Regions from separate parts of the Homo sapiens genome. Here region 2 is linked to region 1. A link is a contact called in ENCODE Hi-C or POLR2A ChIA-PET data. All regions are on one chromosome and are shown on one strand. The core of a region is the stretch at or near the end of the contact, and the rest is flanking DNA. Distances in the headings are between cores, read along the strand shown. Region 1 overlaps LOC105373162 (a long non-coding RNA gene). Region 2 overlaps GALNT2 (polypeptide N-acetylgalactosaminyltransferase 2).

Region 1 (2,991 bases), core at 362-2,861:
AGGCAGAGTGGGAAGGGAAACATTTTAAAAACCCTCCTCTTTTTTTTTAACCAATTTACCATTTTAACCATTTTTTTTAACAGTCCAGTGACATTAAGTACTTTCTCGTTGTTACACGGCCTTCACCACATCCATCTTCCAGAACTCTGTCATCGTCCCAAACTGAAACTCTGTACTCCTTAAACACGAACTCCACATTCTCCCTCCCACAACCCTGGCAGCCACGATTCCACTTTCTGTCTCTATGAATTTGACTCTCTGGGTACCTCATATAAGTGAAATCATACTGTTACTTGTTCTTATGTGACTGGCTGATTTCACCGAGCATGATGTCCTGAGGTTTCACCCATGTTGCAGGAATCTCCTTCTTTTCTTTTTCTTTTTTCTTTCTTTTTTTTTTTTTTTATAGACAGAGTCTCACTCTGTTGCCCAGGCTGGAGTGCAATGGCATGATCTCTGTTCACTGCAACCTCTGCCTCCCAGGTTGAAGCTATTCTCCTGCCTCAGCCTCCCGAGTGGCTGGGACTACAAGTGTGTGCCACCACGCCCAGCTAATTTTTATATTTTTAGTAGAGATGTGGTTTTGCCATGTTGGCCAGGCTGATTTGGAACTCCTGACCTCAGGGGATCTGCCCGCCACAGCCTCCCAAAGTGCTGGGATTACAGGCGTGAGCCACCGCGCCCAGCCAGAATCTCCTTCTTTTTAAGGCTGAATAATGTTCCATTGTATGTGGAGCACGTATTGTTTGTTCCTTCTTTCACCAGTGGACACGTAGGTTACTCCTTCCTTTCACTATTGTGAATAGTGCTGCTGTGAACATGGGTGCACAAGTATCTCTTTGACACCCTGCTTTCAATTCTTTCAGGTGTATCCTCCGAAGTGGAATATACTCACATGGCAATTCTATTCTTAATTTTTTGAGAAACCACCATGTGATTTTCCACAATGGCTGCACCATTTTGCATTCCCACCAACAGGGTACAAAGGTTCCAGTTTCTCCATATCCTCACCAACACTTGTTGTTTTCTATTTTGTTTTGTTTATTATAATAGCCATCCTAATGGGTCTAAGGGTGGGTCCCATCACTTTTGAGTCCCATGTGGCCCACTATTGTAGAATGGGGCTTGCATTTGTAAAAATTTCTGTTTTTCAAATTAAAAATTAATAACCTACCATTTTCACTGATTTATACGTAAAGTCATGAGAGGATGTGATTGTCACATCACAGATGAGGAAACTGAGACTCAGAGAAATGAAGCGATTTCACTGCCTCTCAGACGTCCAAGATGAAAGAACATCTAAGAGGCAGTGGCGGGCCCAGCACCGGGACACTCGGGCCACCCTGGCAGGGCTTGTCACTACCTCCGTGCCAGGCAGGGGTCAGCCGTTTACTGAGTTGTCCCATCGATTCCTCACACCAGCCTGGGAAATTAAGCATTCACGCCCTCACTTTACAGGCTGGAAACAGAAAGGGAGGTTAGGAGGAGGTCAGCATCTCCCACAGGGAGGGCAGGGCCGGCTGGCTCCTCCAGCCCTGGTCCTAGGAGCACTTCCAAGGTTTCCTTCCCAGCTGAGATCCAGCTGCTCACTGAAAGTCAAGCAGGATAAAGAAAATCAAGTGTTACTCACTGAACAGCAGTGAGAAGCGTAAGGGACAAAGGAAGGCCACCGAGTCGGGAATATCCCACTGCTATTAGCCAGGTCTCAGTGGTCTGTCCCAGAGGGAAGAAATGTAACCTCTGAGTCTTGTTTTCTTCGTGTTCAAGCCAAGGAAGCCAGTTGCCCAACCTCCCAGGTGGCCCAGAGGATTTAATGTAAGTAGCCTAATACAGGACCTGGCTCAGGCAAACATTACTCTCCTTCTCCTTCCCCTTAACAGGGGCTGAGTCCTGGCCGTGTCTGCCCAACCCCAGACAGAAGCGGCATCCCAGCCTGGGAAGGGAGAAGGGCCACAGAGTGTGGACTCATGAGAGGATGATTTAGGGCCAGCAGCAGTGTTCTCGGTGTCATTTGGCATGCCACCATTAGTCAGCTTCCACCAAGTGCCAGGGCCCTATAAATAGCTGCAAGGGTGACATTGCTAAGGCTTCTGCCTTAGAAACTCTCTGCAAAGGACACTGGATCACCCAGGAAAGTGTATTTGTATTCTAGGCAGATATAGAAGTTATGCCACTGAAAATAAAGATTTTATGTATTTGTACATATCTATCCTATAAATAAAATTTATATCCACCTTCCGGGGGTCCAGTCCCACCAGCTCAGTCCTCATTTAATCTGTATGGTGGTTATTAACAGTGTCTGGGAACGAACTGCAGACCTCTCTGAAATATCATCCTTGTCAGTCCCAGGCCTTTCGAGCAGAGCGAGATCTCCTTACTGGGGAATTATGGCGTTCATATTAGCACGCCTGCTAAGAAATTCTTATGCTGCGATACACACTTCCCTGAAGTGTTTCATGGAAATTAGATTTCGGGAGAACAAAATCACAGAGGGCTCCAAGGCTGCAGGAGGCGGGGATCCCTCTTTGTTACCGGTTTGCCCAGTAATTAATTTCTTCCCCAGCTCAATTTGAAGGAAAAGATTGTGCTCATTAATTTATCGTCCACCTGTTCCTGAGGATTATTTTGATTGCTTTTTAACAGGAGACTTTGTATTCAGTAGGGAGATTTAATATCATCCCAAGAGCTGGCATCTGAGTGCAGCGAGCCATGTTATTCTGAGTGATTTCCACCCAAACAAAAACAAGCGCACTCGGTGACTTTCACAGCAAGGCCCTGTCATTCGAACCCTCTGTGCAGAATCTCACGGGGCACCTCCCTTGGTGCCCTCTGCCCTGCCTCGCTCCCTTCTGTGGAGTTTAGGAAGATATTTTGGGGTATCTGGCTCATCCCATATCCCCTTGAGAGGTGACAGCGTGCTGGCAGTCCTCACAGCCCTCGCTCGCTCTCGGCGCCTCCTCTGCCTGGGTTCCCACTTTGGCGGCACTTGAG
Region 2 (2,991 bases), core at 166-2,665, 400 kb after region 1:
ATGTTTTTAGTGGTCACAGAATATTTCATTTGATTCCTTCCTCATATTTAGTCATAAAGTTTCTCTTTTTTTTTTTTTTTTTTGCTATTATAAACAAAGCAGAAGTGAGCATATTTTCACATGTATATTTCATTCCTAATTGATTGCTGCCTTGAGATAAATTTCTAGAAGTAGAGCTGCTGGGTCAGAGAATAGGTGCATTCATATGTTCTTATCTGTGTTGAATGGCATTATGGATAATAGTCCATATTCTACTTACTAAAATGAAAAAGTATATATATCACCTTATATGAAAGATATAGGCCCCATACAGAAATTATTTTAATAATGGTATCTCAGATCAGTTGAAAGTTTCGCCATTTTAAGGAATTATTTTAAAAGGCGAGCATTACCTCCTTACTGTATTTATTTTGGAAGAACACAGTGCCTTCCTATGGGGTTCTTAAGGAGGGCTAGCTATAGCCTGAAGTGGGAGTCCACCTTATAGCCGAGACCAGAATATGGGAGCAAAGAGGTTAGCTGTGTGCTTGCTACTTCATGGATGCTTTAAGATAATTCTTGGCAGAATACACTGCTGATACCTATGCAGATGATAGCTTTTAATGCATGTCAGACATTCAAGAGTAGCTTGTCCCAGGGGCTTTATTTATGGCAAATCATGGTTCTCTCTATGAGATTTAAGTACATGGTTTTCTTTCCTTCTAGAAAAGCCGGCTGGGCGCGGTGGCTCACGCCTGTAATCCCAGCACTTTGGGAAGCTGAGGCGAGTGGATCACAAGGTCAAGAGATCGAGACCATCCTGGCTAATGTGGTGAAACCGTCTCTACTAAAATTACACAAAAATTTTAGCTGGGTGTGGTGGTACATGCCTATAGTCCCAGCTGCTCAGGAAGCTCAGGCAGGAGAATCGCTTGAACCCGGGAGGCGGAGGTTTCAGTGAGCCGAGATCTCGCCACTGCACTCCAGCTTGGCAGCAGAGCGAGACTCCATCAAAAAAAAAAAAAGCTAGTGCAAACATGGCAGTCTTTCAGCTTAGCCCCGCAGAAAAGAAAGTGATTTTCCCAGGAACTCTTATCTTATGTAGTCTGAACTTTAATGCAGAGCTGTCTGATAGTGTCGTAGCCGTGACGGAGAAGGCCGTGGGGCCTGGAATCTCCTTGCTGTGCTCTGTGGCCCCGGCCCTCTGTGGACGCGTAATGTGAGAGTTTTTAAAGAGTAACTTTCTTTTGTCCTTCTTTAAGATATAGACCCCAGTCCCTCCTTTAAAATATTGGCTCGTGCTGTAATTTCCACTTTGCCTTTTGCCCTTTGACCATCTGTGTGACAAGAAAGCCATTCCAATGGTTCAGTAAGCACCCGCTGAGGCTGGCTCCCCACAGGTCCAGCTCGAGGTGCTGGTGGGGACAGCCCACCCTCTGCTGTGTGCCGTGATCCCAGCTGGAGCTGCTGCACACCCAGAGGGAGCCGCCTCAGTCACACGCCAGCAGACAGGTGCAAATGGAGTGATGCAGACAGAAAGAAAGGAAATCACACCTCAAGATTTATTTTCTTTCTAGAAACACCCGCCGGGCAGCAGAGGTCTGGATGGATGAATACAAAAATTTCTATTATGCAGCAGTGCCTTCTGCTAGAAACGTTCCTTATGGAAAGTAAGTGGCAGTTCTGCCTTCTCACAATTACTGGGGATTCTTGGGGTGTGGGGGTGGGAGGTAAGGGGCTGCCCCCAGCGTTGAATTCAGCTACCCAGGTGCCAAGGCGGGAAGGGGTTGTGGGCACAGGAGCATGGGCAGTCCACACCACACCACCTGCCCCAACCCTGTTCTCCTCAGCAGATTTTCAAGTTTGATGTAGAAAGCCCATCTATTCTTAAAATTTATAAAGGAATCTTATTTCCCTCTTCTCCAGTATTCAGAGCAGATTGGAGCTTAGGAAGAAACTCAGCTGCAAGCCTTTCAAATGGTACCTTGAAAATGTCTATCCAGAGTTAAGGTAAGTCCCCAGGGATCTGGGGTTTCACTTTGTAAGGGCTTAGAAGCCAGTAAGGCCATAGAAGCAGCAGAGGGGAAATGGAGGTGGGGCTGCAGGCATGAGATTGGGCACCTGGGCCCCAGTGAGAGCCTGTGGTCTCACTCCATGGTGTGGAGCTGAGAATCTGCTCCCAAGTTGGCCTGCTGCTGTCTCTGTCCTGCAGAGCTGCCCTCCCATGCTTCGGAGTCCCAGAGGCAGTCCCCCGGGCCTCACCTTGTTTTTGGCTTGTTCTCCATTGGCAAGGTGATGGGCTGGGTGACCTGAAGGACTGGTGTCTGACAGGCTCTTCGAGTGACCAGGAGCAGTCCCCAGCCTCCGCAAGCATGCAGTGTCTGCAGCCAGCCCTCGATCCCCCCGCCAGGCGCCTTTGCATGCCTCCGATCTGCTGCGCTCACCCTTGCTGCTCCTGTGGGCCAGCAGATAACAGCCCCCACGAGGCTCCCTCCTCCCAGCTAGGTTAATCACATGTGAAACGGAAGTAATAATGCTGCTGCCCCACGTCCCTCCGGAGGATTCATGGCAGAAACACCTTTCTGAGCATTATTTCCACACCCAGCCTCTTGTTTTAAGCGAATACGAGCTCCCCATCTGGAGGGACCTGCTGATAACCTCGTGAGAAGACCTATAGATCCGCTGGGGTGGAGGAGCCATCTGCACTTCATCTTCTTAAAGGGACTGTCAGGCAGGTCGTGCCTTAATGCGGCACATTCCTTATTCTAAATATTCCCAGAGCATTTTACAGCGGCTCACATATCTCCAGCACAGTGCCTGCGAACGCAAGACTTGCCACCATTATCTTTCCGCTAACAGCTCCTTCAGAGCCCTTGTCACGGAGATTTGTTGGACAGTTAGGTAATGCGGCCTCTCTCTGTTGCTCCTGTTCGCTCACTTGGCTCTTTGGAACCGTTTCCTCTGCTTTTCAAGTAACATGCCAGGCGCCAGGTGGCCCATGCCCCCTAGGAG

The links. A loop is a pair of places that touch in the nucleus more often than their neighbours do. ChIA-PET counts read pairs that join two places held with the same protein, here RNA polymerase II (POLR2A). Pooled maps may share reads with other maps.
Region 2: POLR2A ChIA-PET joins it to region 1 with 11 read pairs in Panc1. The contact joins two enhancer-like sites. A Hi-C loop is called at or near these places in 1 of 37 single-sample maps with no recorded cell type and 4 of 50 pooled maps. POLR2A ChIA-PET finds 5 or more read pairs at or near these places in 1 of 52 experiments (Panc1).

Annotation. Positions count from the first base shown.
Region 1 is chr1:229,862,375-229,865,365 of GRCh38, forward strand. All of the region lies in intron 1 of LOC105373162 (a long non-coding RNA gene), which reads right to left. Among named protein-coding and RNA genes, the nearest start is that of LINC01682, 22 kb to the right of the region's middle. Within about 2 kb of position 1,612, at least 9 of the 41 ENCODE cell types and tissues checked have a DNase peak (open chromatin) inside an H3K27ac peak, as active enhancers do.
Region 2 is chr1:230,261,017-230,264,007 of GRCh38, forward strand. GALNT2 (polypeptide N-acetylgalactosaminyltransferase 2) reads left to right here. Exons shown (of 16, transcript NM_004481.5): 12 at 1,557-1,649; 13 at 1,906-1,989. All of the region lies in intron 3 of LOC124904542, which reads right to left. Among named protein-coding and RNA genes, the nearest start is that of PGBD5, 160 kb to the right of the region's middle. Within about 2 kb of position 1,416, at least 3 of the 41 ENCODE cell types and tissues checked have a DNase peak (open chromatin) inside an H3K27ac peak, as active enhancers do.